4 separate regions of the Homo sapiens genome follow, and regions 2, 3 and 4 are each linked to region 1. Evidence: chromatin loops called from intact Hi-C (ENCODE). Cell type or tissue: heart left ventricle. All regions are shown on one strand. Each heading gives the region's core, and the rest is flanking DNA. Links, peaks and the distances in the headings are about the cores only.

Region 1 (8,031 bases), core at 2,614-7,613:
TGCCCCTAGGCTTATTTTGCTATACCCTCCCCAACACAGGGTAAAATAATAATATTAAAAAAGAACTTTGTTAATTTTATAGGTCAAAATAGTATTTCATTGTTGCCTTAATTTTCATTTTATTGATAGCTGGTGAAGTTGACCGATTTCAATTTGAATATATTTAAATAATTATTTTATATTTATATATAACATGTTTATATAATTTATATTCATTCTATTATAAATGTCTTATTTATGTTCTCAGTCCATATGAGGAAATGTTTATCTTTTTCTCATACCTTTGTAGGAGTTCTGTATATATATGGATATTAACTTTTCCCCTGTCATTTATGTAGTAAATAATTCTTGTTGGCTTTATTTTACCAATTAATAGTTTTTGACCTATAGAAATTTAAAATTTTTATGTAGCCAAATCTGTTAGTCTTTTCCTTAGGGAATAAGGCAGGGATCTAGCATTACTTTTTTCAAAATTGTTCTTTGGTGATACAAACACTGTATTTTGAGTAATCTTTTCCCTATATTTCGAAATGCTGCCTTTATCACCTACTAAATTCCTAAATGTGTTCTTGGGCCTGTTCCTCTATTATCTTCAATTGGTATGTCTGCTTATTATTTCTTTGGTTTTGATATCTGGGTTATGCTGGCTTTGTAAAATTAATTGTAAAGATTTAAAGTCTTCTCTAACATCTGGAACAGTTTCTATAACACAAGAATACAGTCCTTTGAGGGTTTGAAATAATTCACCCATAAAACCATATGGGCTGGGTGCCCTTTTTGAGTGGGTATAGTAATAGCTCTTTAAAAACTTTTCAATTTCTCCTGTGATGATTGTTATTTTTAGTTTGTCACTTTTACTCTAGTCAATTTTGATAATTTATATTTTCCTAGAAAAGCATCCATTACGTTGAGGTATAATTTATTTACATAGTGTTGTACAGAGCAAATTTTTATAATTTGAATAATTCTCTCTACCTGTGGTGTTTTACTTTTTCTTATTTCTAATGCTATGTATTTGAGTTTTTTTTTCTTGATTAGCTGGTTAGAAGTTTATTTTAAAACTTTATTGGACTTTTAATCTTTGCACTCTTTAACTGTCTTTAGACTGATTTTATTGTTTCCTTCTTTAACTTTATAGCTTCTTGTCTTTATTTTTAAAATTTCTTATTTAAATAATGAAAGTATGGTTTCTGCCTTCTGTGTCATGCTCAAACCCTAAGGTTCAGCAGACCCTAAGGTTATATTTAACTCTATTAATTTTTTTTTAACATTTAAACATTTGATCTATTTTGAATTTATTTTTGTGTGTTTTCTGACAGCAGTCTGATGTGATTCTTTCATAGTTAGTCTATTTTTTTTTCCTGACTAGATGCTGCTCATAGGAATTTATCTTTTTTCTTATAGTTTAGAAAATTATTTTAATCTATCTTGGTACAGGACACTTTCCATTGAATTTTGTCTGAGACATGATGAATTCTTAAATCCGAGTTGAGGATTGTTTTTTAAAAATTCTGACATTATGCCATGGACAGCTGAAGGCAGAGTGGGGGAGTGGGGAGAGCTCTAGCTCTCCAGCCCACCAACTTGGGTTCAAATGCTCTTGGCTCTGCTTCTTTGTAACTGAGTGAGTTGCTCCAGTCTCCGTAAAATGGGGCTCTTACAAGTCCCAACCCTCATGAGGCGGTTGTAAAAATCATGAGGTTATAAAAGTAAGGTTCTTATAATGTCTAGTACACAATAACCTTAAAGTAACATTTGCTGTTTATCATCATTAAGATGGGCTTTCTATGTTGCTAATCTGATTTTTTTCTGTACCAATTCTGCCTTTTACTGCTTCGTACATGGTTTAAAATGGGCTATTGCATTTGTAGTTTCTTGTCAAGCCTTCTTTTTTTTTTTTTTTATTGATCATTCTTGGGTGTTTCTCGCAGAGGGGGATTTGGCAGGGTCATAGGACAATAGTAGAGGGAAGGTCAGCAGATAAACAAGTGAACAAAGGTCTCTGGTTTTCCTAGGCAGAGGACCCTGGGGCCTTCCGCAGTGTTTGTGTCCCTGGGTACTTGAGATTAGGGAGTGGTGATGACTCTTATGGAGCATGCTGCCTTCAAGCATCTGTTTAACAAAGCACATCTTGCACCGCCCTTAATCCATTTAACCCTGAGTGGACACAGCACATGTTTCAGAGAGCACCGGGTTGGGGGTAAGGTCATAGATCAACAGCATCCCAAGGCAGAAGAATTTTTCTTAGTACAGAACAAAATGGAGTCTCCTATGCCCACTTCTCTCCACACAGACACAGCAACAATCTGATTTCTCCATCTTCTCCCCACATTTCCTCCCTTTCTACTCGACAAAACCGCCATCATCATCATGGCCCGTTCCCAATGAGCTGCTGGGTACACCTCGCAGATGGGGTGGCGGCCGGGCAGAGGGGCTCCTCACTTCCCAGAAGGGGCGGCCGGGCAGAGGCGCCCCCTACCTCCCGGACGGGGCAGCTGGCCGGACGGGGGCTGCCCCCCACCTCCCTCCCGGATGGGGTGGCTGGCCGGGCGGGGGCTGCCCCCCACCTCCCGGACTGGGCAGCTGCCGGGCGGAGACGCTCCTCACTTCCAGACGGGGCGGCTGCCGGGCGGAGGGGCTCCTCACTTCCCAGACGGGGTGGCTGCCGGGCGGAGGGGCTCCTCACTTCTCAGATGGAGTGGCCCGTTAGAGACGCTCCTCACCTCCCAGACGGGGTCGCGGCCGGGCAGAGGCGCTCCTCACATCCCAGACGGGGCGGCAGGGCAGAGGCACTCCCCACATCTCAGATGATGGGCAGCCGGGCAGAGACACTCCTCACTTCCTAGAGGGGATGGCGGCCGGGAAGAGACGCTCCTCACTTCCCAGACTGGGCAGCCGGGCAGAGGGGCTCCTCACATCCCAGACGATGGGCGGCCAGGCAGAGACGCTCCTCACTTCCCAGACGGGGTGGCGGCCGGGCAGAGGCTGCGATCTCGGCACTTTGGGAGGCCAAGGCAGGCGGCTGGGAGGTGGAGGTTGATAGCGAGCCGAGATCAAGCCACTGCACTCCAGCCTGGGCAACATTGAGCACTGAGTGAACGAGACTCCATCTGCAATCCCAGCACCTCAGGAGGCGGAGGCTGGCAGATCACTCGCGGTTAGGAGCTGGAGACCAGCCCGGCCAACACAGCGAAACCCCATCTCCACCAAAAAAATACGAAAACCAGTCAGGCGTGGCGGCGCGCGCCTGCAATCGCAGGCACTCGGCAGGCTGAGGCAGGAGAATCAGGCACGGAGGTTGCAGTGAGCAGAGATGGCGGCAGTACAGTCCAGCTTCGGCTCGGCATCAGAGGGAGACCGTGGAAAGAGAGGGAGAGGGAGACCGTGGGGAGAGGGAGAGGGAGAGGGAGACCGTGGGGAGAGGGGGAGGGAGAAGGAGAGGGAGAGGGAGAGGGAGACGGAGAGGGAGAGGGAGACGGAGAGGGAGAGGGAGAGGGCTCAAGCCTTCTTTTTTCCCTGTCACTCCTTTTATATTTTCCTTTACTTCTTTGCTCCTCGTCTGTTCTCTCCCGGCAGTTCTGCTTTGTTCCACAAAAACTACATCTTCTTGTACTCTACTGAGGATTCCAAATCATTTTCTGTAATATGCAGGTGAATGCTTTCCTGAATCTTATGGATGTGGTTTCCATATCCTGGTTGGCTCTCTGCCCTCTCCCTGCTTTATTCACTCTCCCACAAGATCTGTTCAGTGTTGGTATCTCTCACAGATAGGGTGTGTGGGTCTTTCTCTGTCCATCCATCTCCTCAGATCTTTAGCTGGAGGACAGGTTAACGTGCCCAGTTTCTGGCCGACTCTACCCAGTGCTCTTGAAGCTGGAGATCGTCTCCAGATTCTAGATCTGTAGGAGACCTCTAGGAGTTCTTCTCCTAGAAGAGGAGACTGGAGGAGATACCATTTTTAAAAATGTTCTTTTTTTTTTTTTTTTTGAGATGGAGTCTTGCTCTTTTCGCCCAGCCTGTAGTGCAGTGGTGTGATCTTGGCTCACTGCAACCTCTGCCTCCTGGGTTCAAGCGATTCTCCTGCCTCAGCCTTCCAAGGAGCCAGGATTACAGTTGTCTGCCACCATACCTGGCTAATATTTTTTATTTTTAGTAGAGACGGGGTTTCACCATGTGGGCCAGGCTGGTCTCGAACTCCTGACCTGAGGTGATCCACCTGCCTTGGCCTCCCAAATGTTAACATCGTTTTTAAGCAAGACATTGTTAACTTAGACTTCTAGCTGCTTGATGTCCTCAGATCCTTCCGTAAATGTAGGCAGCTATCAGAGGCATGTACCTGACATTGTTTTTCATTCACTTCATTCTTTTAGGAGATGCTTATTGAACATATGCCTTCTGTCAGGGGCTGGGCATAGAGGGTTGAACAAAGTATTCTTGGTCTCACCCTCAGGGAACTTAGAGTCCTGGCAGGCGACAAACAAATAGACAAATAAAAATATGGGTATAAGTTGTCTTAAGTGCCCTCGAAGAGAAGGACATGCATGGTGAAAGAGAATAACAGAGTAGGGGAGAGCTGCTTCTGCCTGACAGAATCAAGGAAGGCTTCTAGGAGGAGGTGTCTTAGGCTGCCAGAGGGGAAGCCACCGGCACGTGAGGAGTAGGAAAGAGTTCCAGGCAGAGGTGATGACATATTCCAAGGCCATGTGGCAAGAAAGAAATGAAAAGACTGGTTTGGCTGAGTTCTCTGAAACATTTAAAGGGCAACTTTTAATTATAGAAAATTTCAAGTACACGCAAAGGTAGAGAATTGTACAGTAAACTCCCAGATACCCTCCCTGAGCTTCCACATCTAGCTGCTCTCTGCCTTCTGATTTCCTTGTTGGAACTTTGGACTAGTCCCAGAAACGACCTTCCTGAAGGCACTGCGAACTTCCTCTTCCTGCCCCAGCCCCTCCCTTCCTCGCTGGGGGAACAATCTGTTCCGGGATGTGGCCCCTTCACTAATTGCTGTTCAGATAGTTTCTAAGGAGGGCTGTCTCCTGCACAGGTAGAGAGATTTGGGGGTGGTAATGCAGACAGAGGGTCACCTCACAGGTCAGTACTCTTGGTATGGAAGGAACCTCGTCTTCAGTTTTCTGACTGGCACTGTCTCTCATCTCTCAATCCAGGGGCAGACAGTGGTGGGGGCACACTGTGGCATTTCTGACTGTTTTCCGACAGTTGTGTTTCATGACGCTGCAGCCGTGCCTACCACCAGCCCCCTGATGGAGAGTTAACATCCCCCGACCTGTCTTCATTTCTATGCTGTGTGAGCCCTCACCTTTCTCTGTGTCCGCATGAGTGTGTTGGTGGGAAGGTAAGAAAGATGTTTATGTGGTCACTAGATGGCGCTCAGGTCACGGGCAACCCAGCATGCTGCGGAAGGCATTCAAAGTCGGGACCACCTTCCATCACAGATGGTTCTGGAAAGAAATGAGAATCTTCTTGCAACCAGCTAACCGGTTTTGAACATGCAGTTAAATAGCTTGATTTAAGTGGCAGTAAAAGAGTTAAACTTGTGCATCCAACTGGAGCTGTCCTTGATGACTCTCGGACTCTGCCGACCCGTTCCTGCAGAGGTGGGTCCCTTTCTGGGGCCAGGGCCTCTCTCCGGCCTTGAGGTCGGGCCCTTGCCTTGCTCGGGCCAAGCCTCCCCGACTTGCCTGCAGCCCCCTCAGAACGCGTCGCTCCAACTTTCCTTTCAGCCCTTTTTTATGTTGTTTCTCCACGTTGTGGGCTTGTAGCCCATTGGGGTGATAGACAACACTTCTATTTCCTCACTGCTCTCAAAGACCAAATGAAACTGAACTGTAAAAACAAGTTCTTTCTCTGTATTTCCCCGCCTCAGGGTTCACCAGATGATTTGGTTCAACTAGCAGTTTTTGTTTTTCTGTTTTTGTTTTTGTTTCCAGTGAGGGCAAGACCTGACACTAACCTTTTAAACACCTCTGCCCACAAATTTGCCTGGGCGCACTAGAGTGTTCCTTGGACCCTGTGCTCTGAAGTATTAAGTAAGAATTTTGTTTTTTAAAAAAGAGTGCTTTCCTTAGAAGCTGCAGGTCTTTTGAGAGGTAACAGGCACGTGAGCTCTGTGAAACATACACAGATTCTTTGATAACTTTATACATAGGAAACTCATGCTCCATAAATAGCACTTGTATCCTAGTGTTTTCCATAGTTAAGAAATCCAAAGTTAGTCTCCTTTTGTCTCTGGAATGTAGATGATGCTGATTTCCCAGCAGTTTTCAGTTTCTCCTCTTGCCTGGCGCAAGCGAGAGTCAGGCAGCCAGCCGCCATGGGCTTGGGGATGTGCCGAGAGGCAGAGGGAGCTGGCGGGGCAGACCGCAGGTGATGGCCTCAGCTTCTTCATGCATGTTCCGGGGACTGTGTGCAGGGCTGGGACTTGTGGCTCACTGGGCTGGGAGGTCCTGCTGTCTATCTCCTTCAGCTTCCCCCAGGTGAGGCAGCTGGGCTTCGTTGCTCGGGCCACAGAACTGGGAGCATTCATCTGTGTTTTGGGCTTCCACAGCCCCAGCTTCCTGGGCTGAGGGAAAACACAATAAAACACTTGTGTTTTGGCAGAACGGTGATGTGGACTAAATAGAGGCTTTGTCTTGGGTGGCTTCACTGGTCACTGTGCTCTTGAACTGTCTGCAGACACAGGGGCGAGAGCCCGGGATGGACCTTCACACCCAGAGACTGCGATCCGCCCCCAAGTCAGGAGTCATTGACCTAAGACACCAACAGGGCTGTGTCTTATTACACATTCCCAGTGCCTCCTCCTGCACCTGGTTAGGCTTGCTGAATGAACAAATGAATGAAAGAATGGGTGAATTAGGTTGGGTGCTGTGGCTCACACCTGTAATCCCAGCACTTTGGGAGGCTGAGGTGGGTGGATCACCTGAGTTCAGGAGTTCGAGACCAGCCTGGCTAACATGGTGAAACCCCATCTCCACTAAAAATACAAGAAATAGGTGGTGGTGGGCACCTGGAATCATAGCTACTTGGGAGGCTGAGGCAGAATTGCTGGAACCTGGGAGGCGGAGGTTGCAGTGAGCCGAGATTGGGCCACTGTGCTCCAGTGTGGGCAACAAGAGCAAGACACTGTCTCAATAAATAAATAAATAAAAAGAAAGAAAGAATGGGTGAATTAATGAAAAGGTGTGGTTGCGAGGCAGGCTGCTTCGCAGCCACCCACTTGATCCTCTGAGCCACCAGAGCCATGTGTTGGTCAGATGGCCGATGGGATTAGGGGGACATCTGCATCTGGGCTGGACACCAGTCTGCAGCCAGAATTCAAAATCAGTCTGGGTGGGAAGCCGACTTTGCCTCTGTAAGAAGCACATGGGGGTTGGAACTGTGACCTTGGCCTCATTAGCCCGAGATAACGGGCCAGGCCTGTTAGTAATCATTTAGAAGGAGCTTAAAATGTGATCTGTTTGCTTCCGGTGGTCCCTGGCCACTGCTCTCCTCGGGCCTGCAGCTGTGTCTGTGTTGGCCCTCTCGCTGTTGCAGAAAACTCCCCATGAGCAGAGCCCTGGCTCGCCCACAGAAGGAAACCTCTTGCTTTGGAGATGAAGGTGACCATGAACTATGATTTTTGCAGCCCTGGTGTCTGCTGGCTGGCATTCATAGCTGAGGCCTCGCTGAGGAGGGCTGAGGGGCTGGGCCGGGCCCTCCTTGCTGTCTTTGCCCTGTCCTCACTCTGGATGGCCACGCTCCCTTCTCTCTTCTCCACTCTTTCTGTGTCTTTGTGCATTCTTCCTTCACAAAGTTTTCCTCAACCCTTGACTTCTGACTGCAGTCACAGAGCTAGGGGCAAAACGAGTGTTTTCTGGAGGACAGCAACAGGTAAAGGTGAACAAGGAAGGGAAGTAATCAGCAAGTTCACCAACCACATCCCGGGTGTGCACGTGACCTCAGACTGCGTTACACTTTACTGTTGGAGAAGGAGAATGGGAAGATCAGATTTGGGAAGAGGCAGAAATCAGA
Region 2 (8,031 bases), core at 1,231-6,230, 250 kb after region 1:
AAAGAATTTGCTTTGTAACCCAGTGCCCGGAGTGTGGGTAACAGCAGGAGCTTGTTCAGTGCTAAATGAGCTCAACAGAACTGCATTTTCAGGGGTGCTGGCTGAGCCCAACCCTCACCTTTCTCCCGTAAGCTCAGCTGTTACTTGCATGCCAGGCACTAGTCTTGGTTTTTCTGAAGCCACAGTTTGCATGACAGGGTGGACAGACCCTGGAAAGCCAGAAAGTGATGCTCTCTGCTTTGGGAGTCTGTCCTGAGCCCTTCCCTGGTCTCGGCCTGCTCTGCCCTTGTCTGGTGACCAGTGGCACATGTGCCAAGGTCTGGGCCTCTATCACCCACTCTGAAGGGGACACATTTGAGAAGCTGAACAGATTCTGCTTGGTGGGCAGTGACTAAGTCTTGAGCTGCCCCAGACAAGCTGGGGGACATCTGCCCCACCCCAGGAGAAAAACTCCTGAGGCTGTGCCCTCCAGGAGGAACCCCCTGGGTGTAAGGGTATTTGTGGCAGCCCAGGGGACTGGGGTGAGAAGCAGGTGGCAAGGCCAGGCAGCTGGTTCACACCTGTGGCAGGAAGTCACTGCCACACACCTTTCTCAGAGGGAGAGCCTGTGCCCATGTGCTGAAACCTTTAGGAGAGGGAGCCCACTGAGGGCTGGGAGGCTCATCTCAGAAATCTCCTGCTGGCAGGCTGTGCTGGGGGAAGGGAGACAGGCCCCAAGGGTTTTGGAAGCACAGTTACCTGAGAAGGGGACTCCACAGGTAAAGGTCACTACACCCTGTAGTCCCTTGCTTTAGCTATTGTTTAAACTGATGTTAGCATTATTGACGAACAGCGCACAAATCCCCCTCCAGGCAGGCAGGGCTCAGGAGAGAAACTGCCCTTCCAGATTGCAATGTGACAACCTCCTTCTCCAAACAGCAGCACAGCCTGCAGCGGAGAGGGCCTGAGAGCTGGCTGCCCATTATCACCTCGGTGCCGGCCCTGCCCTCTGGGCCTGTCCCTGCTGCCACCTCTGGGCCTGTGTTTCTGATTAGCGGCCCCAGCTGCGCAGCATTAGTTGCATTTTTCCAGGATGAATCTTGGTTGTGACTTCCTGCCACAGGTCTGAACCAGCTGCCTGCCTTTGCCGCCTGCTTCTCACCCCAGTCCCCTGGACTACCCTAAACGCCCTTACTCCCAGGGGGCTCGTCCTCGAGGGCCAGCATCAGGAATTTGCCTCCTGGGATAGGGCAGAAATCCCCTAGCTTGCCTGGGGCAGCTCAGGGCTCAGCCACTGCTCACCAAGCAGAATCTGTTCAGCTTCTTGGATGAGTCCCCTTCAGAGTGAGTGATAGGGACCCAGACCTTGGCACACGTGCCACTGGGCAAGGGCAGAGCAGGCCAAGGCCATGGAGAGGCTGCAGGTAGGCTCCCAAAGCAGACAGCATCACCTTCTGGCTTTCCAGGGTCTGTCCACCCCGTCATGGTCTTGGTTAGCATGAAGTCATGGTCTCCAGCTAAGGCTGCACAAACCCCGTTCTTTTCCAGAGCTCTTCTGGAAAGCTAAGTGAAGCTATCAATAGAGTCAGCATTCACCTGAGAGGTAGTGAGCTCCCCGTCCTGCAGGTCTGTGAATAAAATCTTTCACATTCATAGTGGCCTTTAAATCTTTTGTGATCCTTACTATGTCCCTGTAAGTGGGTACGGCAGGGGTGAGCTTGACAATTTTTGGAGGAGAAAACTAAGGCTGGAGTGAATGTGTGCTGGAGTCTAGGCTAGAACCCAGATGTGAAGCCTACTTAGTCCACTGTGAGTTTGATTCAATATCCCTTCTCTCTGAACCCAAGCAGATTCCAAGAGACTAAGACCCCAGACCCCAACCTGGCAGCTGGTGCATGCTCTTTCCTCTTTCCCTGCCTACCAGCTCCCTGGCCAGCACCCCCGAACAATCTGACAGCCTATCCCAGGCCGGCTTGATTCTGACTGTTTGTCACTTTCCTGCCTCAACATCCTGCCCTGGGCCTCAGCCTTTGGTCTATGCTAGGGTCTGTGATCTGGGATGGGCCTCTGAAAATCAAAGCCCTAAGAGGACTCACAAGACTGTGAGCAACCTGAGTATGGGGCCCATAGAGGGTAGCTGGCTTCTGTGTCCCCAGTGCCCAGGGCAGGCCTGGCATAGAAGAGAACTCAGGCAAGAGAGTGGGACCAGCGGCTGGAAGAAATCAAGCAGGGAGTGCCATGGAGAAGCGGCTGCAGTTGGCTTTGGGGACTCCATGTGGTCAGGGAGGCTCGCTTGCTCTGGAAAGTAGGTGGAGGCTGGAGGCCAGTACTCCCTGGGGAGAGGGTGCCTGTGTAACAGGAGCATCTGGCCCTTGAAAATGCTGAGCAGAGAAATGCTAGCAGTAGCGCCAGGTGCCAGCACTCAGGGTGGGATAGAGTTCTATTGTGGCCATAGAGTCCTGCCATGGGTAGAGCTTGCTGAGGGGGGACCAGATGCTGTTGGGACCCTGGGGCTGCCATCGACTGCCTTTAGCCTGTGCTGCTGCAGGGATGCAGTGTTTCTACCCCATAACCCATCTCAAAACCCCAGTCAGCAACCGGGCTCCTGAGAGGTGGGCACATCAGCTCTCTCAAGTGCCCCGGGAGAGTTTCCTGGCCTAAGATGGTGAGTGGCATGGGGCAGGGAACAGAGACTCTGCTGGGGAAGCCTCTGTCCCAGCGGGGAGATGCTGTCCCTGTCTTCAGAGAGGCCACTCTTTGGTTTATGATGTATTGACATATCATAACCCCTGGACTCCTTTGCCCAGGAATTAATGATTGTATTTCTATAATTCTTCAGTTATTTTAGGAAAATGTGAGCTGTTTCTTTAATTATCTACAAGGACTTGCCAACAGCTATTATACATTTGGCTAGATTGAGACTATGAATGAAACTTGTATTTGTCCCTAAAAGTCTCGGTTGGTTTTAGCCTTCACTGTCCCCTGGATGGCTGGTGGTGGAGTGCGACGTGTGCGGTCAGCTAATGGGGACACAGTGCTGATTTGCTTGGGCTGTGTCAACAGGATCTTGGAGCTGGGAGGACCCATGACAACTTTTTACATGATGAAGAAATTCCCCTGTTGGAAGACAACCCTTCCAGCCTCCATCGCATACCTGCTGTGATAGGGAGCTCACTGCCTGCTACTTGATCATAGGTTCTGTCACCTGCTCTAGGGCCACAGGTCAGGCCAGGGGTCACTGCAGGCTCTCTTCCAGAGGCAGCTCTCCCAGGGTCCCCCTGGTGGTCACTATGAAGCTGTGCGGCTCTCCTGGAGGGTTCCCTTGCAGCCCTCAAGTGGACAAAGGGCTCATCTTTCCTTGCCAGGGGCTCCCTTGTAAAGGCCCTTTGGCCAGCAAAGGCCCCTGGGTTAGAGTTTCCTTGTGCCGCCCACCAGGCAGAAGGTCAAAGGTCTTGGCCAAGGCCCACTGTCCTCTCCCTGCAGTGACCTTCTTTGAGCACCTCTTCCTGAACATTCTCACGCCACCCTGCCAAGTCCTGGCACATACAGGACCAGACAGTAGAGTTCAGGCTGTCCCTGAGACTGCTGAAATGCCCCTTCTCCTTCACCAAGGACCAGGGGAGAAAAAGGGACCATGGACTGGAGACAGACAGCGGGAAGGGCGGGGAGCCAGGCGATGTCATCAATGCCTGCTGTCAGGCTGGGGCCCTGCTGTCATCTAACCTGCCCGGGGCTGATGTGTCCTGGTCACTGTTAGTCCATGGGAGAAGGACCCTTATCATGGCTGGGAGACCAGGAGAAGGGGTGCAGCTCCCCTTGTGTCTTGGATTGGAACATGATTGCCAATAGGTGGCCCCAGTGGTGATGAGGGCTGTGAAGGAGGGTCCTCCATCTTTCCTGCCACCAGCCGCACCACCATGGCTACCTTCACCGCCTTTCCAGCCAAAGCCTTTCAAAGCCATGTCTTGGTGGGTAGAACTGGATGGGGCTCTAGGCTGTGACTTTAAATGAGAATCACTAAACTGTTGGAGATAATGGAAGGGAAGTGAGGGGCCAGTGGGGACAGGCCAGCCCTTGGGTCCATGAGACCAGTGCACTGTAGCCAAGAGTCTGAAGCCTGGCCCACATCCTCAGCCCTGGGAACATAGGAATGGCCTCAAGACCCCTGCTCAAGTCCTATGTTCTCTCCCACCAGGGACAACTGGCCATGTGGGCTTGTCTCATGGCCCCTGCATGTAATAGCTCCATTCAGTTTGGGCTTTTCATTCTTAAGTAGCACCACAGTGGGAAGTCTCTGGGCCTGTCCAGCTACTTTACACGGCCTCCCCCAGCTGGAGTTGAAACCTATGCCTCCAAGTCCTTCCTGCACCCCTTGGGGTTTCCTCTTCAGCCCTCTAGCAAATAACTATTCCAACAAAAACCTTCACAGCTCCCCAAGAACTTGCCATAATTTATAGGCACAAGGCAGTCCAAATCCATATGGAGAAAAGTAACATTCCTCCCCAAGAAGCAGCCCAGCCAGCCGAGAGTGGGAGAGAGAGAGAGAGACTGCTAAAAGATATACCTGTGTATTAAAAGAACTGGGGACTGAGGACTGGGGACAGACAATGGGAAGGCAGGAAGTGAGGCAATGTCACCTCACAGCTTTTAGTCCAAGGGTGACCAGCTGCCTTCAAAGGATGCCTTGGGACAAAATATGGCTGCCAGGTTTCATTTGTCCAAATGGTGGTTTTCCTAGAACAAAGGGACTTTTTTTTTTTTCTCAAAGGTAAATTAAAGCTACTTCTTTTAGGGAAGCCCAGAAAGATTTGAATTTTTAAGTGAGTTCGTCCAGCCTCTGCCCTGTTATGCAATTGAACTTGTACAGTAAACCCCAGGGAGGTGAGGTGTTACCATCCCCATTTTGTGAATGAAGAAACTGAGGCTTAGGGTGGTTAAGCTGCTTCTACTCTGATGTAACAAGAGGAGGCAGGATGCAGAGCCAGGTCTGCTGACCTGCAGAGCCCATACTGCAGGGGAGAGGGGGTCCCCAGAACTTAGAGGATATCAAGTCGAGAGGACAAGCACCGTCCAGTGGCTGAAAAGGCCAAGTCGAGCTGCACCGGAATGGGAGGGGTTAAGAGCCATACTGTGGAGGCAAAGTCATTCCAACACCACCCCCTCCCCCCTTTTCTCTTCCTTTTCCACTGAGTTGACCTTTAAATTATGGCATCAGCTGTCGTGCCAGACATGCTGCGATTTCCCCTCACTCCATCTGCCCAGCCTTCCCACTGGCGCAGTTTCTAGCTTGCTGCATTCTCCTCCCTCCTTCCCGTTCTCTCCTTCTCTCTCCTCTGCCCCCATCAGCTGCCTCCCTCTGAGTCCCATTCACAAAATCCCAGCCATGTCGCTGGCCCTGCTGCAGGTGGCATTCGGGCATTGCTGGTGTCCCCCCAGGGCCATGTCTCCCCACCTCCCAACTCTGCTCCGGGACACTGCAGCTGGGAAGTCACCTCTGCCCAGTCCTACTCCTGCCTCCCTCCAGGCTGGTCTGTAAGCCTGCACACCGGCCTCTCCCCACCCGTGCCCCATCCAGGCCCTTGCTGCTCCCATCTTCCTCCAGCCCCACCCCTCCCCAAAGCCTCCAGTGGGGATGCACCCTCTGCTTAATATTCATTTGCATTTGGCCCAGGGCCTAAACTATATATTTTGTTTTTTTGCCATGACTGTAGAATATAGCAGACATTAAATCTTATCGGTTTAATTTTCTTCCAGATAATAGTACAGGCTTTGAATTTTTTCTTAAACTATGGAAAAAGTGTCAAAGAAAAGTGGAACATTAATCAAGGGACTTTGATGAAAGGAATGAAAGTGTTTTCCTAAGAGCCCAACATGTGGTGCAGCTGCTGGTGGATATTTAAATGACATTTTTCATATGTTGCTATAAAAAAAAATCTCTTTGAGTTGATTCTGGAAATATATTACAATTTGCTACAATGCCAGTGGTCTTAAAATTATTTAGAAATAAAATGTGTTTATGATTTCTGCTCTACTTTGTATATTTGTCTGCTTCAGGACTCTTTCCTTTGAGGAGGGCCTAACCAGTCTACCCCAGAAGCAGTAAGTCTCTTCAGGACAGGCACCATCAGACAGGGGGTCCCCAAAGATGGGAGTCATATTTTCTTCTTCTGTGGCCTTTGGCCTAACATGTCACTCTTCTCCAGAGGTTTAAGCTGCAATGGGAGGGATTCAGGCGAGAAAGAAAGAGGTGATGGAGAACGTCATTATGTATTAGGAAGGTCTGGGGAAAGCTTTTTAAAAGGTGTGATTTCTCCTGTAAATGAGAAAGGAATGAATTCGTTCAACTCCTAGGTTTCCTTATAAGCCTGAACACCCAGGAGAGTGGAATCCAGAGGCCAGAAAACCCTGACCTCCAGCCTCCCTTGTGAGGCTCCTCACAGCATGGAAGGGACCCCTCCCTCCATTTGGGCTGGGAGAGACTGGAGCTTCAGTCTCATTTTTGGAGCCAGCTGGGCTGGGAAATCTTTGGGAGTCTGCCCTTCCCAGCCCCCTCACTGGGATGCCTTCCTCAGAAGATCATTTAGGGCTTCTAGGCTCCTGCCCTCTGAAGGACCCACTTCTCCCCTATGAACCCTGCATCCTTGTAACTTTGCCAATCCTAGTGCCAGGGGAAGGAAAGAGACTCCCGAGAGGTGCCCTTGGCATGTGGACACGGAGGCCGTCTGTCCTGGGCTCTCTGACGGACCGCAGAGGCAAGGCCAGGGTCTCAGCAGTAGGAGCGCCTAGGCTGATTCCAGAGCAGAAGAGGCCCCACAGTCCCTCCCAGGACCCAGAAGGCAGATGTCCTGGGCGCTTGCTGTTCTTCCCCCAGCCTGCGCAGCTCCTGGGGGAGATGAACGGAGGCCTGAAAGCCTTCCCAGTCTGGCCTCGGGCCCTGCATTGGCAGTCAGTTCTGTCCCCATTGACCAGTGGGGGGCACACTCTCCCAAGTTTTCCTGTCTCCACTGTAATTGTCATTTGGACCTGAAGGTAAATTCAAGGGTGCTGGTGCCTCCTTCCCTGCCAGGGGCTCCCTGGAGGAGGGGTGGACAGGAGAAGCTCTGCTTCTGCGCAGTCTGCAGGGCATCTCCAGCCTCTGGGCTGCTCTCTTCTCCTGTTCTGGCCTTTGGGTCCCCAGCTTCTCCTCCTGTCCACTTGCCCCACATGTCCTCCCGAGAGGAGACCTTTTATGAGGACTCTGGTTTGGGGAAGGGAAGAAACCTGCCCAAGCGCAACTAAGCTTTCCTTCCTCTCAGATCTGCCTCCACTTTCCTTCCTGATCTCATTGTCCCCTCTTTCTACCCAACCTACTCAGTTCTACACTGTCCCCCAAGTGTCCAACCTTGGGTCTGCCTCTGCTTCTTTTCTGCAATTAGATGCCTTCTTGTAGGCCCAGCCGAGGCTCCACTTTCTCCCTAGGGCCTTCCCTGTCTGACTCCAAAGAACACAGTGGCTGAAGCTTGGGAAGAGGAGTGAGTGAGGTGGGGTCTTGCCTTGCCAGTTGCCTTAGCTCTGCTACTTTTGTCTTACACCCCCTCGGACTATGAGCCCCTTGGGCAGGACGGTGCCAGGAGGGCAGCCTTTATTTTTCCATAACACTGTTTGGTGCAGGTGGAGCTCAGAGAAGACACCCCTGGAGGGATTTGGAACAGCCTCTTAGGCACCTTTGGGAGGTCCCTGAGTCTCAGCTGATTGAACTAATTTAGCTGATCACGATAATTCTCTTGCCTGTAACAATTTAGGAATGAAATATGAGAAGAGTCTGTTGGGGGCTTTGAGGAAATATTTTCTCACACCCAAGACAGAGATACAGTGACACAGGAAAACAAGTCCTTTGCTTTCCTCTGGTCGTATCCATGCCTAGATGAGATGGTAGAATGCCTGCAGCATCTGAGGATGAAGCCGTGACACAGATGAGGACAAGCCAAGAGCATCTCAGAAGCATGCAACAGGAGCCCTGATGAACCTTCTTAGAAAACAAGATCATCAGTTTCTCTCACCATGTTGTCTAGC
Region 3 (8,031 bases), core at 937-5,936, 1.2 Mb after region 1:
GGACAGTCCTCACACCTTTGCCTCCCAAAGTGCTGAGATTACAGGCATGAGCCACCAAGCACAGCCTATACATGTCTTTTTAAATCCTGCCCTTAACTACACATCCCTCTTCCCTTCCCAGCAAAACTCCCTTCCACTTCCTCACTTCTTTGCCTTACTAAAGTATTCATTGTACTCCACCTAATAGCAGCATTTGATATGGTTTTATATTCTCTCCTTCTTTAAACACTCTCTCCAGTAGACTTCAATGATACCATACTAACATGTTTCTTAACCTCTCACTGATGTGCCTTCTCAATATCCATTCTCAGCTCCTCCTCCTCTATTACATTCCGAAGTATTCCTAAAATCTCTTCTCTTCTCCACCTGTGCTCTCTCATTAAGCGAAGCCATCTAATTCCATGGCTTTAAAATATCATCTCTGTAGTGCTGATTTCCTAATCTATAATTCAGAGCATTTCCCTGAGCACTAGATTCTAATATCCAGCTACTATTTAATTCCAATTGGGTTTTTAAAAGCCATCTCAGTATTTAACGTAGAAAAAAAAGTATTTATTACTAATGTATCTCCACTCCCATACCTGTTCCTCCTCAAATTTCCCAACCGCCTACCCATCCCATCACAGCTAAAGGCACACTATACAATTGCCCAAGCCAAAAATCTAGGAATGACTCCTAATCTATCTCCTTCCATCACATACCCTATCCAATACATTAATAAGTCCTGACAACTCAACCTCCGAAACATGTCTTAACATTTACCATATTCCACCATTTCCACTAAAACACGATCTAAATCTACATTACCACCACAATGGACCAATGCAACAGCCTCCTGACAGTCTCCATTCTGCACTTTCCATCTACTCCACCCCCTGCCCCAAAACAGACACTCCACACAGTAACAAAAATGATCAGAATTAAAATCTTGATTCTTTACTGCTGCCTGTAAGGCCCTACATAATGTAACCTCACATTACCTCTCTAACCTCATTTCTCTCCTTTCTCTAGTTCCCACCCAAATTCCCTTCCATCCTCTAAGTTCCAGCTACCCTGGCTTTTTTTAAAGCCTCTTCCCGCCTCAAGAATTTTGTTTTTGCAGTTCTTATACTAGTAATGCTCATCCCCTATACCTTTGAACAATCTCTTCCTCCTCACCGTCCATGATATGTTGTCTATCTCCGCCTCCCCACAACCCACCTCAACTAGATTGTAAGTTCAAGGGCAAGAATTTTGTCTGTCATACTGTACCTCTATAACAGTGCCAGACAGGTAGTAGACAATAAGTAAACATTCACTGAGTAAAGAATGACTAACACTATCTCTAAGGACTCTTTGATTTCTGACATTTGTTCAAGAAATACTCATTTGCTCATTGCCAACATTTTCTGGTTCTATAATCCTTTCTGGGTACTGGATCACTATGCTGATCCTCTGGATCAGAAACCACACCCCCCACAGGAGGTCAGTTCTACCACCCAAAACTCAGCAGTAGCCATAGATGAAAGGAATAGTCATGCACTGCATAATAATGTTTTAGTTAACGATGGACCACATATATAATGGTGGTCCCACTGTATTATCTAGTGAAGTCATAGGCTTTGTATTGTAGTGCAACACATTACCTTTTCTACATTTAGATATACAAATACTTACCAGTATGTTATAACTGCCTACAGTATTAAGTACAGCAACATACTGTACAGGTTTGCAGCCTAGTAGCAATAGGCTATACCATATAGCCTAGGTGTGTAGTAGACTATATACCATCTAGGCTTGTGTAAGTATACTCTATGATGTTCACACAACAACAAAATCACCTAATGACACATTTTTTAGAACATATCCTCTCTGCTAAGCAACATATGACTGTACATGTTTGGCTTCCAGTCAAGATTCTGAACACTTACTTCAGAAAAGGCAGAGCAATCTGGATTCATTCTCCTTCCTTTGAAATAAAGGGAGATTGTCAAATAAATTATAAACAATCTCTGCTTTGACAAGTAGGAAAACTGTAGAATAACCACTTGCCTGAAAAAGCTGTTTGGAATACATAAGAGAATCTACCGTTGACATTTCAAGTAATCTCAAATAAGCTTAACTTTTCCCCCTTTCAAAGGAAAGGAAAAGAAAGGTTTCCATGTAAAGATACTGATTTACCTTGACACTTGGAGAACGTGAAGAATCACCGAAAACTCCTCAATATAAATTGCATAAGCTGATATATTATTCAATAGTAGACAATCTCTTGGTTTCAAATTCAGTACACCCTGACTTGACTCAATATACTTCTAAGTTAAATGGCAAGTATAGTTCATTCTACTGGGTAAAACTTCTTTTCATTTCTTCCCTCCAGAGATCTACGGTAACGTCACAAAAGACAACCTCACAGAAAAGCAAATTCCAAAGTTAAGAAATGCAGAACTTATATTAATAATGCCTCCCTAGGCTCTCTGATCTTCCTATTTAAAGAAAAAAAAAATCAAAAACCTAAGAAAGGAAATGTGGATTTTAGCTGCCTGACTATGTGGCCTTCATCTTAGCACTGTAATTAGCTTGCTATATATAGGTCTTTGGCCAATCCAGTTAATCTCTCCGACCCTCAACTTTCTCATCTAGAAAATAGGAAGCAATCAATTACAATTCTCTTAAAAGTACTAGCTTAGCTTTAAGTATCTACAGTTCGCCTCCACTTTCAAGTTTAGTCAACAATGCTAAGATCATACATTTGTAGAATAGTATAAATAGGCAGTAGTTCAAAACAAGTTAATGGATCAGGGGTGGTGGCCCACACCTGTAATTCCAGCACTTTGGGAGGCCAAGATAGAGGGATTGCTTTGAGGCCAGGAGCTTGAAACCAGCCTGGTCAACATAGTGAGATCCCATTTCTTTAAAAAACAAAATAAAACACAAGTTAATAAAGTTTCTACCTGCTTATCACTACTCTCCATCTGTTACTCCTATCTTAGGACCATTATGATTGTAATATTCTCTTTAATTATTATGCAGAATAACATGAAAGGTTTGCAGTAGATCGCCAGAGTATTTTGAGAATTAAAAAAAAAGAAAGAATAAAACGTAAAACACCCATATTTAAAACAGGGGATAAAGACTATATTTAAAAGACTTTGTGTTCCATAGGTATGTTTCAGGAAATCCATGATTCCCAGATCCTAGGTGGATTTTGTATATATAGGTAGATGTACATATATGCATTTTTAAGAAAAAAAGTTTCCAATAGTTTCCATCTGGTTACCAAATAGGTTAAAAACCACAAATTTAAAGATTTTATTTCAAATTGTCTACCAAAGGAAGAGGCAATTATGACTGATCACTACCTAACAGTTCACCATGAATCAGCATTTCAAGCACATTTAAATATAACACTTTGCTAACCAACATATCCATCAGATATAAAAGGCTAAAAACAAAAATAAACAAGACTTAAACACTGAAAAGGTCAGAAATTTACTACTGAAGCTAATCTAATATCAGTAGTCAACAATGCAGTCGAACAAAGTGTGGCATTTTTTTCTTTTAATACCTTAAGGTAGAGAAAGACTGCCATCTAGTGATGGCCCTTTTCTAACATTCCTTGAAATGATGTGGCCTTACAAGTAAACAGGACCGCTTAAAAATCTAAAAACTATATTCCATAATACCTGTTGGTCAGAGACTTATAGCTGATTACTAAATGATATGTAAGGTACTCTAATGTTTAAATTTCCATTACTATTAGAAAGCAGGATCTTGAGAACAAAGGCATAGGTTTTTGACATGTCCAGGTTATGTTGCAGTTAAACAAGACAATCTATGGAATAAACTGCACCACTAGTTTAATTATTTGTGATAATCTCAATAATATTCTTAGTAAAGTATATACTTTACTATAGTACTTAGTAAAAGGCAAACAAGAAGAAATATATGGAAATTAACTAAACTTTTTATAGCCTAAATTTGACTCAACTAAATAAATGCTGCCATGTGGAGTCTGGTTTCCAAAAACCCCCAAATAAACCACCGGTTTGTGCAAAAAGTAAATTATTTATCCTCGTATAACTATCTGGTGCATAGCTCTAGATTTCATAATGATACTATATCCATAGCCCACCTAAATTTCATGTGCATATTAAGAGATCTTAATTTATAAAATGGCACTTGAGTAATTCTGTTGAACAAATATTTACCATTCACCTGTACCAAACCACTACAGGATTATATCACTTGCTTAGAGCCTATATTAATTCAAATTTGCTTGTCAAAGAAGGAGGAAAAATAATGTTATAAGCATTATTTCATTTAAATCCAATGCATCTTATAAATTAGACATTATTCCCATTTTATAAATGAGAAACCTGTAACCCAAGATGAAGCAACTTGCCAACTTCACATAGCTAGAAAGTGTCCTCTCTACTGCATCAGTCTATCTCTTTGAACAAGGAAAGCAAGCAGGTGGCATGGGCCCCCAAAATGTTAGTTGAAACAGGTCTTAGAGATGGAAGACAAAGCTCTCATTGTACACTCAAGGAAACTGAGGCCCAGGCAAGTTAAATGCCTTAATCAAAATTAATTGCTTGCTACGATACAATTAGGCCTGACCCCCAAAGAAAACAGAAAAAGCTAATGCAATATGAAGCCCAACACAAAGCTAAGTGGTTTAAAAAGAGAGAGAGAGAGACAAACTTCTACTTCAAGATGAGTAAGTTGCCTATTAGTTGTGCCTACACAACTATTCTCTTCTTCCTCCTATTGGAAGAGTCCCAATTCATTCTGATATTTCTGTCCTACCACAAAGGATAAATATTAATTAGTCTGTAAACCAATCATGGTAATTGCATTCTCTTTGTGAGTGACCAGTTAATATATGGTGGTCAGTGACACACTTATCTCACCAATGAGAAGGAAAATCTGGCAGTGAGGATCCAAGAAAAGGTTTTCTTTCCTGAAGCATTCAGGAAAAGAAACTGCTTTTCCTGCCTTAGACATTGTCCTGTGAAAGCATAATGTTTGAGGATGCAGTAACCATTCTGAAAAGGAAGAAGATATTGCCCAAAAAATCTTAGAATGGCAAAGGGGAAAATGGAAAACACTCGGCTCTTTGATAGTGATGCAATCCTGAAACAGCCCTATCTCCAAACATCATGTTATATGACTTAATAAATTTCCCATTGTTTAAGCCACTTTCCCTTGATATTCTGCTACTTGCAAAGGAAAGTATCCTAAATGATGCAACATTGTTCAGTCTTCAAAGGTAACAAGCAAATCAAAGAAACAACCAAGAGCAAGTCAGAGTCTACACACTTTACAAAGCAATCTTGTTCCCTGGACCTAGGCCATTCTTCTCCTTTTGCTTCTAGTTTAGTTAAGAGTAACTCCCATTTGCCTCTCAATTTTCAGCTTGCACCTTTTCTGGGAAACCTTCCCTAATCACATAGATTCTATTATGTGCTCCTCCTCGGTGATTATCATTTTTACAGAATTTATTAAACTATATCTGATTGTCCATTCACTTGCCAATCTCCCCATACTAGAATGCTAATCTCCTTGTGGGGAGAGACTATGTCTTACCCATTTTATCTCTACCTGCTGGCACACAGCCTGGCACAGAGGAGGTCCTCCATATAAGATGAAGATGGAAAAAGGTAGGAGACTAACTGATGAGGATTTCTAGTTGTTTCAGAGGTGGATGCAAAAGTGTATCCCATGATACAAAGCATTTCTGTTGAGATGTTTTCAGAACCACGGAGAACTTCAAGACACAATGAACTGAACATTTTGGTTTTTGTTTTTGATTAATTCAAGGAAAAATTCCAGAGTTTATTCTGGTCTTTTCTTTTTCATATATATGTTTTTAAACTTCTGTCATGGTTTTATTCCTCAAACATTTTCTTCTCATTAAGCTCCATAAAAGCATCATTAGTATTTTTGTTTATTCCAAATGTTAAAAATAAAGTGGAAAAACAGATTTGTGCATGATGTTGAAAGAGAAACTGCAGGAGGTCAAAAGGAGTTTAAAGTCCCTTCTCCTTACTTCAGTTTGTCTATCAGTTTAATTCCAACCTTAGTATTGTAATCTGGATGCTCTGGGTGCATAACGATGAAGGAGATCAATCAGATCATCATCAATGACAGGAGAAGCATATGCTAGTTAACATGAATTCTAACTGAACACTATACCCAAATATTTTTGTACTGCCACAGGAGATCAAATACATTCAAATCCTTTTTCCAGCTCTGAAGATACCAAGGTATCCAACTGGCTTCACACAAAGATAGCCCATATAACCAAAAGAATGCTGTGATGCAGATTTCTCTCAAGGCAGGAAGGGAACCCCAATGATGGCTATTTCCAGAGGAATAAAAGCAGGGTGGAGCAGCTTCAACTGACACCTAGCCAAAGGGCCTACTAAAACCTGGTTTTGGTTAAATACCACAGGAAAGTGGAGAAGGGGGAATTGTCCCAAAACATCAGTCAAATCAACAACAGACTATTAGGAAATAAACTAATGAAAACAAGGAAACTCCAAATTAAGAACATAGAGACTGCCATAATTGCTACTATGATAATGTCACACTATTAGAACAAGTAATCACCAACAGTAACTGAAGATATAAAGGCAAAACAGGATTATTAGTGGCTTCACTTTGTCCTTTGTATCTATTTGTGTTAGGTGCAAAAAGATTTTATTTCATTGTATCTTTCAGTGGTGGTCATGAAATCTGGCAGATAAAAGTTAGATCATGAATGTTGCTGCTAATTATAAGATAAGATATAAAAAAGTACCTCTACAGCCTGGTGATACTTATTGACTCTAACCTAGAAAACTGCTGAAAGCAGAGTACTAATACAGTTGTTTAGGAGTTATAATACACTTGGTAGGTTAGCTCTGGTCTCACTGCATGTAATTCAGTGTGTTAAGTTTAACACTTAAACATGTGATGTTGGAGCTAGATGAAATGACCAGTTCACTTAGTATCTATCATCAACATAATGAGTCTGAATCTAGGGCATGTTGATAAAACTCTTCCAGATTCTTTACAAAAGATATTCAGTAGCAGGGTGGTGCAAAAGTAATTGCGGTTTTGCCATTACTTTTAATTTTTGCCATTAAAGCGGAAAGTAATTGCAGTTTTGCCACTACTTTTAATGTTTGCCATTAAAAAAATCACAAAACTGCAATTACTTTTGCACCACCCTACATATTTAATTAAATAATTACTCTGAAGACATATGCAAATATTAAGAGACTGTGTATTAAGTATTGAAACATGATTCTACTGAGAGAAAAAAGAAAAATGAATAATTTTTGGAACACTTCGGTCTCCACACTTAAAATTATCATTATGGTTCTGATGATAGGTATCATTAAGCTATTAACAGAGAAAGACAAACCAATAATGGTTAACACTAGTATGGTAGAAACACAGCAGTGAATAGCCATGATCCACTTATGCATGTAGATTTAATGTGGACTTAACAAAATAGACCATGCAAGTTTCCTAGAATCTCTGAATCAAACCCTAATAAATGTAAGTAACCTCATTTGTAGATGTATATGTTATGTATACTATATATATAAATGCATGTATTATATATAGTATATATGCTATATATGTGGGTGACACATATATACATATACATACCTCACACACACACATACCTACACACACACAAACACACACACACACTTTTTTCTAATTTTCTGAGAAAGAACCAGACCTAACAACACCACATTCAACTCCTGGTCCAATTTCACCCGTAAGTGGTTGTTTGCTGATACCCCATGGCCAAAAGTGACCACAATTTAAAACTCTTTAACTCTATAAGCAATTAAGTACATGAAAGAGGATGGATGGAAAGGCATCAGAGTAGTTTCCATCCTAAAACATAATAAAGAACAAAGCAGGCAAAATAGGATGAAGTTCCATGAACCGTATGGAAGATTGGATACACTGTGAAAAACATTTCTACTATCAAACTCCTAATCACCTCTAACCACCTCTAACCTAATCTCTCTAATCACCTCTGAC
Region 4 (8,031 bases), core at 2-5,001, 58 kb after region 1:
CTAAGTCAGGACACCATCTAACATCGGAATAGAATTTGGGGATCAGGAATGTCTGAGTCCTCTGGTCACTGGATTTAATCTTCCTTGGGTCATCTCCTGACGTGGTTTCTGGGAGGAGGACCTCTGTGGTCTGATTAAGGGAGCCTTAATTGCCACAATGTGAGGGACTCCAGGGACAGGCAAGGGCAGGATCCCCGTTGCATTGCTGGCTTCACCATGACCTAGCCTCATGGCCCTGGGCCAGCCACTCCCCTGCTGTAAAATGAGAGGTTTGGGTTGGACCTGTACCTTCAAACTTCCTCTTAGTATGATGTGAACCCGAATAAGTAGACTGAATAGGAGTAGGGCTGCTCTGGGTGAAGTGTCTGGAGGAATGGGCACAGTGCCAGCCTAGCATCCCTTCTACCCTCAAGGAATAGAGGCTGCAAACCATGGACTGTCTGATCACTGACATAGTCCATGAGTGTCATGAGGGTGATGGGGGCCTTAGGTGACAAGCACATGACCAGAGCTCTCTTTTCTTCACTCCAGCCGGCCATCCACCATATTCCTGGTTTTGAGGTAAGTCTTGCTCTGACCTTTCCTTCTTCAAACTGATTGCCAGTCTCCCTGTGTTTGGCATCTCTCTGGGTTAGGAAGGGTGGCCAGGCATTACCGCGATCCTGCCTCAAGCCCCCGGGGAAGCTCTTTCAAGCAGAGGAGGGCCCGGGCTGGAGGGAGCTCAAAGTCTCTGCCAAGCTCAGGCCTTTGCTGCCCTTCTCTGCGAAGTCCAAGAACCACAGAATCCCAGATGGAAGGATCCTCATAATTGTCCAGCCCAGTGGCTTTCAGCTGGCTGAGCATTAGAATCTCCGGGACAGCACTGCCCAGGGAATCTTAATGCACATCCAGGACTGAGAATCACTGACTTAGCCCCAGGGTTCTGAAAGTGTGGCCCATTCTTGAGTCCTACTTCAAGCCCACTGAAGCAATTCTGAGGGCAGCCCAGCAACCTCTGTATCAACTTGCCCTCCAGGGCCTTCTCACACATGCACGAGTTTCAGAAGCCCTGATTCAGACCACATTTCCCACTGAATTGTTCTTACCAAGACCTCATTTTCTTTCCTCTTCCTGGACGGGGGCTTCATTCCCTTACTGCTGCTCTCCTTCCTTCTTCTGGAGGTCTTGGTAGAAAATGTTGAGCTTTGACTGGTACCCAGGTGCACTGGATGCATTACCTGATTACATGCCAAGTTCAGCTGCATCTATGAGAAGTAGTCATCTGGGCTGTGTTTGGACACCTCCATTGTCCTTCACAAGGCAGCCCACACAATTTTTAGAGAGTTCTTGGGAGGCCCTCCCTTCATGCAAGCCCTCCTTCACCAGCCCTGCCCCTCCAGCTCTCCCTCCCTGTCCTAAGCTCCTGCTCTCAGTGCTGCCCGCTCCTGGGGGTTCTAGGTTGGTTCTCCTCAGCTTGCCAAGGCCACAGGCTCCCAAGCCCTTCCCATCACCTGCTGCTCTTCTCTTTCCTTTTGTTGCTTCCAGAGATTCCTGGCGTCCAGGCTTATGCTTTAGCCTTTCCCAGCGTCCCTCTGCACTGACATCCATCACACCTTCTTTCCCAGGGACCACTTTAGGGGCGTGGCTGGGAAGTGCATCATTCTTACCCTTGGTGGGAGGTGGTTTCTGTTGGCTCCTCTTAGTGGTGGCATCTGGCATGCTGACCTCTGGCCCCGCCTAGTGCGCCTTGATACTAATAGAGAACTTTTTCCCCTTCCAACCCCTCTCACCATCTCCTGGATGTGCCACATCCCATGGCTGTGGGCCAGGTGCAGGAGACATCAAGGATCCTGGATGAGGTGAGCTGGGCGTGGTGGTTGGGATGGGTGGGCCGAGGTAGAGGGAAGGTGAAGCCAGCCTTCAAGCACACACCTGGAGCCTTCCAGGTTCCTGGTGCCCAGCAGGCATCTGTCACATGGAGACCTGTCTGGATTTTATTCCCCATGCTGTGTGTGGATTCAGGGCTGCCCAGAGTGTGTCCTGGGGGTGATCCTGGTCTAAGAAGGCTTGCTGTCCTGCTAGGAGGCCAGATTTCACCCAGACAACATGAATAGCAATACAGATTCTTAAATGATTAAGTACCAGGTGGCACATTTTGAAGAATAAATTGTTTGGAAGGGGCCAGAGTAGTCAAGGAAGCCTTTCTGGTGGAGGTGGCATTAGTCAAATGTCTTTATGCCCATCAGCACTTAGGAAGAAAGTGAGAAACATGGCTTTGGCTCAAAAGGCCAAGGACCAGTTTGGGTCCTGGCTGGTTTGGGGGATGGGGCGAGCTGGGGACCTCCTAGGGACGGGAAGAAGTTTAGAGTTTGCATTTAGATAAAGCAAGGCTGCATCCTTTGCCATGGGAGGAGAGATGCACGTTCCCTATGGCCTCCTGTGCATCTGTGGGTGGATTGTCGTGAGCCAGGCCAGAGGGTGGGTGGCAGAGACCTGGGTGGAGAGACAGGAAGGAGAGCCCTGGTCAGATGAGGCGTTGGGAAAAGGGCAGCCACTTCCTGCCATTAGGGAATCCCCAGACCGACAGCGGACACTATTTGACATTTTCAGTGTAATTTGGACTTGAAGTGCAGAGTCAGGATGTGGGATCCACAGGCCCCGCACCCCTTACCTCACTTCCTTTTGCTCCCAGACCGAGGTGGGGTCCGCCAAGTGAGCTCGCTGTAATTGCGCCTGACAGGCGGCCTCCTGCTTCTGGCTGCAGTTGCAAAAGACTGCCGATTTGGAAAGGGAGGTGGAGTCCTGTCCAGGGAAGCAGCACGGAGCCCTCTCTGTTGATTGAGTGCACTTTGTGGCCAAAACCCACAGCCTGCTCTGAAGAAGACCCAGCCCAGGGATGAGTTATTAAAAAAAAAGTTAAAATCCTTAATAACTGGATTCGTAATATGTAACAGTGAAGGCTCAGATTCCGAGGGCAGGGATCTGGCTGCAGTCTCGTCAGAAAGCAAATCAAAACTGCAGCTCATGGGCCAGAGCCCGAAGAGCACCGAGTGCCCCCTGCAGGGCCAAGCAGGCTGCAGGCTGAGGGTGGGTGTGGGTCAGCAGGGCCAGGGGAGAGCAAGTCCTAGGAGTGTGCTAGGCACAGGGCTGGGCCAGGCCAGCAGGTTCAAAGGGTCCAAGGAGGACCTATCCCAGTGGGATGAATGATCTGCTGGTCCAGGGACCAGCCCCAGAAGATGACCTTGTGACCTCCCTCAGTCCCAGGGGATAGCCCTGGGACCCCTAGCTCAGCCCATGTCCTTCTCACTTGAAGGCTAAGCCTGATGCCAAGATGCTGAGTCCTCTTCGCTTTAAGAAGCCCCAGGGCTGGGTGGTCCTTCTGTTGCCACTGGTCCTCCTGTAAGTAGGACCGCAGCAGGGTGTTTCTGTCTTCTTTGCTGTGACCAAGCTCCTGCCTTGTATCTCCCATCTGGCTGCTCCCAGGCTCCTGGCCCGATCCCTGTGAAGAGTGCTCAAGCCTTTCTGGAGGGCTGGGAGCCTCCTCCTGAGCCCCTGGCCATGGGAGCCCATGAGAGTCAGGGGGCAGTGAGGGAAGATGGGTGTGTTGGGGAGCTGTCTGGCTGCAGGAGGTGTGGGTTTGAGAGACTAGCTAGGAGGCTCTTGAGCCAGTTGAGATAGGGGCCTGGACTGGAGACAGGCCAGTAGGAACGGATGGGGCAAGTGACTCTGAAGGATGGTTTAAGGATATCCTCTCTTGTGGGAAGTGCCTTTCAGCTAGCGCAGCCAGGTGCAGAGATTTCCAAGCCACAGTGCCTGTGAATGAGATGAAATACTGTCTGCCCTTGTCGAAGGCTCCCAGAGCAGGACAGTGAGGGTAACTTCCTGGAAGAGGTGCCACTGAGCTAGCTTTTGAAGTTGGGATTGGTAGAAAATGTGGGGAGGTGGCCCAGGCAGCAGTGTCTTGGGCTGGGGGCATGTCACCTCCTGGATGTGGCCTGTTGGACAACAAACTTCCCCTCTCCCAGGCTTTATGCCCATCTGGGACACCTCTCTCTGCAGCTCTTGGTCAGGAAGTGAGGCTGTTGCATGGTGTGTCTGAGGCTTTGATGATGTCCGGGAGATCTGGGTCCTCGCAGACAGAGCAGATGGAGGGAAGGGTTTCCTTTTCGCTCTCCGGTCTGCATTTTCTTTGTCTTTCCCTCTCTTCCTGAGTCTCTTCCCACTCTCCTTTCGTGTTTCACTCTTCCTGTTTGCTCCTTGGCCCCAGCTTCCTCCTTCTCCCCGCCTCTTCTGAGCCCTCTGTCTGGTTTCTTTTCCTTTTTGTCTGGAGAACAAAGGCAGTCCTTGCTGCCAAGGGGAATGAGTTCAAAGAAACTGCAATTTTAGATTTCCTGAGAACTGGAGAATGTGTGCATGCACGTGTGAGCATGTGCGAGTGTGTACACTCTCGAGGGCACACACATGCACGCACACACAGCAGCTGAGGTGATCGTGGGTCCCTGAATGCCCAGGGCCCCCTAGGATACAGAACATGTGTAGAAGAAGACCCATGGGGCTTGTGATCCTGACCATTTCGGGGAGGTGGGGAGGGGAGGGGGTGTGGTTTAGAGAATTACCCTTGCTTCTGCTGCTGCTCTCCTGCTGGGGCAGGGGATGCCCTGGTGGGAGGGATCGTATGCTTTGTGGCTGATTTTACTGCCAGTTCAGGGGTGGGGGCCACCAGATACCACTCCATCCACCCATCCAGGCTGCAGGGTATATGGCTTTTACTCTAAGATGTACCCGGGGTACTCTCCTGTACCCCCAAGTCCACTGGAAGGAAAAATTTGGTGTTTTGCAATCAGGAAAATAAAGCCAGTGGTCCCCCATCCCCCATTCCTCCCCCAAGGCCTTAATTTAAAACACTGTTTTTCCTGGGAAGTGTAATTAGAGCAACATATTGTTCCTAACGAGCTGGGTGGGGCAGGCAGACAATGGAGCCCTCCCAGCCTGCCTGGCTGCCCCCTGCCTGGAGCTCCCCGAGGAACCAGGATGTGACTGCAGCGTCTTCTGTCCTCTGCTGGGTGAGGTGAGGGTCCATAGGCTACTGATGACCCGGCTGATGCAGGAGGCTTGCCAACACTTCCCTTGCCCTGGGAGCGACTCCTGTCTAACATGGTGGCCCCTAGACTGGGCTGGGGGTGCCCCTTTCATGGCTCAGGGCCTTGGTTCTTCGTGGTAAACTGGCCAGCGGGACTGATAGACTGAAGTGGGCTTGAGGATGGCTTCAGCTCTGGTAGGGGAGAGAGCTTCACTTGTTCTTGGGGTCTTCTTGGTCTGGGCTGGCTTGATCAACACTCTGCACACCTGTAGAACCCATCTCTGCAGCCGCCCCTGGTCTGCCCTGCATTTGAAGGGAGCAAGACGGGAGCTGGTCAAATGTGGCTTCCTCTGATTAGGCTTATCAGAGTCCTCCATCAACCCTAGGACAGTGAATCAGGATGTTCTGGTGGCACTTTCAGTCTACACCCCATCTGCCCAGCAGTGCTGAGAGGCTTCCCAGTTGCAGTGAGGGTCGCAGCACCCTCACTGAGAATTACTGTCCTGGAGAGGGGGTGCTGTGCCCCTCAAGTGGGCTGGACCAGAAAAAAAGTTGAAAACCAGGCTCAAGAGCTGGCAGAGACCTCAGGACTCCTGCCTGGGAGATGATCAGAGATCCCTTAGGACCATAGGAATGGGGTATGTGGGGAAAGGGTCATGTAGACGGGGTTAAGAGAGTCAGAGTCAGGTTATAAGACGTTTCTGGAGCGTCTTGGGGAGATTTTCTAGAGACCTTGAATTAGGCCCTAAAAATGGGTTAGATTCAGTTGGCAGTAAAGAAAGCCCATTGAACCAGAGGGAGTAATGAGCAGGCCTGGGGAGGACCCAGGGTCAGGCTAGAGCAGGCACGGGTGCTAGGAAGGAGGACAGTGCGTGTTGGATTCATTCCTTTATCCTCCCATCCACCCACTCTTCTGTCTTCACCCTCCCTCTTCCCCTTCAGTTATCCATTCATAATCATTTATTTGTTGGACGGGGGAATTCAGCTATGGTCCCTGTGTACAGAATTGCTGGTTTAACCAAGGACACAATCAAATGAACACGTGGAGATAGCATGGGTGATGGATTGATGTGTCTTTCTATGGGAATAAGTGTAAGTTGCTATGGGAGCTACGGGGGTACTTAAGCTTGGGGCACCAGGAAAGATTTAAATGGACACCTGCTGTCTGAATAGGAAGTACAGGAGGAGTAGGGGTAGAAGTGCATTTCAGACAGAGGGACCACTGAGCTCCAAGCCTCAAAGCTAAAAGAGCATGGTGCCTCCTGCAACCTGCTAGCATTCAGAAGGGCAGGGGTTGCGTGTGTCCCAGGAGGTGGTTCATCACTACTTGGGGTCATCAAGGGGAAATTTATCTCATGAGAGACATGCCCAGAGAAGGCAGCAGGAGCTGGAAGATTAGAGGTCTTGTGGAGGCTACTTTGAAGAGTCTGCACTTCATCCTGAGCAGATGGGAAGACATTGGAGGACTTGAAACAAAGAGTGACATTATTAGAAAGCCTGCCTTGGCTGCAGATTGTAGAACGCGTGGGCTGTTGGGAGAGGGTGTCAAAACCAAGTGAAAGGGGGATGCTGGTGAATCCAGGCAAGAGAGGGTAGTGGCTTGCACTGAGCAAAGGAGATGGGTGGGCGGGCGTGAGAGATGTTCAGGAGACAGGATTACCAGTGTTTGGTGATCAGTCAGGCAGGGCGATGAGGGGCAGGAGGAGCCAAGGGTGGCGTGGGAGCTTTTGGCTTGGTTGTCTAGATGGTGGGGTCAGACTTGAAGAGAGCAGGTTCTGAGGGGGAAGATGAAGAATCCAGTTTTGGACAAGTTCAGTGTGAGAGGCCAGTAGGACACATTAATGAACTAAGCAGTAAGATATTGGGGCTTAGCAGAGATGTTTGGGAGCAGAAAGTCTAGGAGAGGGCTAAGGAGCAGATCAGGGCTTGGTGGAGGAAGATGGGAAGGCTGCAGAGGAGGCTCAGCAAACAGGGTGAGGGCCAGCAGTGTGGATCCAGAGAGACTGTTTGGGAAGGAGATGAGGTTAGCTGGCCAGATGCTGCTGAGGGGGTGAGAGAGAGAAGAGCCCACGAGTGTCCTTCGGGTAGGGGACTCTGGAGACAAATTTCCGGGGAGGGGTGCTGAGGGCAGAAGCAGGGTGCACTGGGAAGCAGGTGGTGTGGACATGAGGGAGGAGAGGTAGTGGATGGAGACAGGATTAGAGAGAGGAGAGGAGGGAGCCTGCAGAGAGGAGGGCGCGGGTGGATTTGGGAGATGGGGATGTCTTTAAATTGGGAAGGAGCAGATCCAGGAGATAGTGTGAAAAATTGGGGAGGAGCATTTGGACGCATGGTCAGAGGGGGAGCCACAGAGGCAGGCAACCCTGGGAGGTGGCAGGAAATGGCAGGGAAGAAGCATGTCCTGGGACCCCTGGGGACAGCACGGTGGACAGAGATGGCCTTGGGATGCATGCTGTGGCCTCATGCTGAGGAAGCTGCCTGGACACACCTCTAACCACTGTCTCTGCCTGTCTCTTCCTTCTGCCTCCGCTGGGCCCGACGCTCCGCAGCTGTGTGCTCCTGCCTTCTTCCTCCAGGGCCTTCTCCAAACGGTATTGGAGCTTAACCTTCTCCAGGTTCTTGTTCCCCTGTCCTCAGCAAGCAGGCTCCTGAAGATGCGGAGCCTGGTCCCCAGCCTTTAGAGAGGAATGTCATCACCACGGAGCTCGAGGGAGCCCCGAGGGACAGACCGAGGAAATGAGGGATAAAGTGGATACTGCCCAGCGTTTGGGGGCCTAGAGAGGAAATATTCTGGGAGGAATGTATTCATGAGTTTTCCTTAGTGATTTTAAGAGAACAAGTGTATGAGAAAGATTGGTCTTTCTGCCACTCCACTCAGGGGATCCTGGGGCTGTTCCCTCCCTGATGGTTTTTTTTTTTGGCCCCTCTTTGTCTTGGGTTTTTGGCTCTGGGTCCATATTGGGTTGGGCATA

Evidence for each region. Hi-C counts contacts between places; a loop is a spot of excess contacts. Peaks named below come from ENCODE experiments on the same cell type or tissue, not always from the same donor. Only the 100,000 strongest peaks of a DNase experiment are listed, where the experiment ranks them.
Region 2: it touches region 1 in a loop (7-fold over the local background); 75 of 110 quality-filtered maps call a loop at or near these places.
Region 3: a loop joins it to region 1, with 5 times the contacts of the local background. A loop is called at or near these places in 44 of 110 quality-filtered maps.
Region 4: it touches region 1 in a loop (3-fold over the local background); 23 of 110 quality-filtered maps call a loop at or near these places.

What each region holds. Positions count from the first base shown.
Region 1 is chr2:71,540,490-71,548,520 of GRCh38, forward strand. The region is part of intron 17 of DYSF (dysferlin); the gene reads left to right. Among named protein-coding and RNA genes, the nearest start is that of DYSF, 78 kb to the left of the region's middle. RefSeq lists an enhancer at 5,258-5,337. In heart left ventricle, for the core only: CTCF peaks have their summits at 5,378 (motif pointing right) and 5,577; a DNase peak (open chromatin) is centred at 5,397; H3K4me3 peaks cover 300 bases; H3K27ac peaks cover 992 bases.
Region 2 is chr2:71,795,262-71,803,292 of GRCh38, forward strand. No RefSeq gene overlaps it. Among named protein-coding and RNA genes, the nearest start is that of DYSF, 330 kb to the left of the region's middle. In heart left ventricle, for the core only: a CTCF peak has its summit at 3,263 (motif pointing left); no DNase peak of the experiment used is centred there; H3K27ac peaks cover 190 bases.
Region 3 is chr2:72,742,399-72,750,429 of GRCh38, forward strand. The region is part of intron 1 of EXOC6B (exocyst complex component 6B); the gene reads right to left. Among named protein-coding and RNA genes, the nearest start is that of EXOC6B, 80 kb to the right of the region's middle. In heart left ventricle, for the core only: a CTCF peak has its summit at 3,580 (motif pointing left); no DNase peak of the experiment used is centred there.
Region 4 is chr2:71,600,968-71,608,998 of GRCh38, forward strand. DYSF (dysferlin) reads left to right here. Exons shown (of 56, transcript NM_001130987.2): 35 at 532-561; 36 at 1,809-1,838. Among named protein-coding and RNA genes, the nearest start is that of DYSF, 140 kb to the left of the region's middle. RefSeq lists an enhancer at 1,734-2,933 and a silencer at 2,832-3,126. In heart left ventricle, for the core only: a CTCF peak has its summit at 3,043 (motif pointing left); a DNase peak (open chromatin) is centred at 3,064; H3K27ac peaks cover 2,304 bases.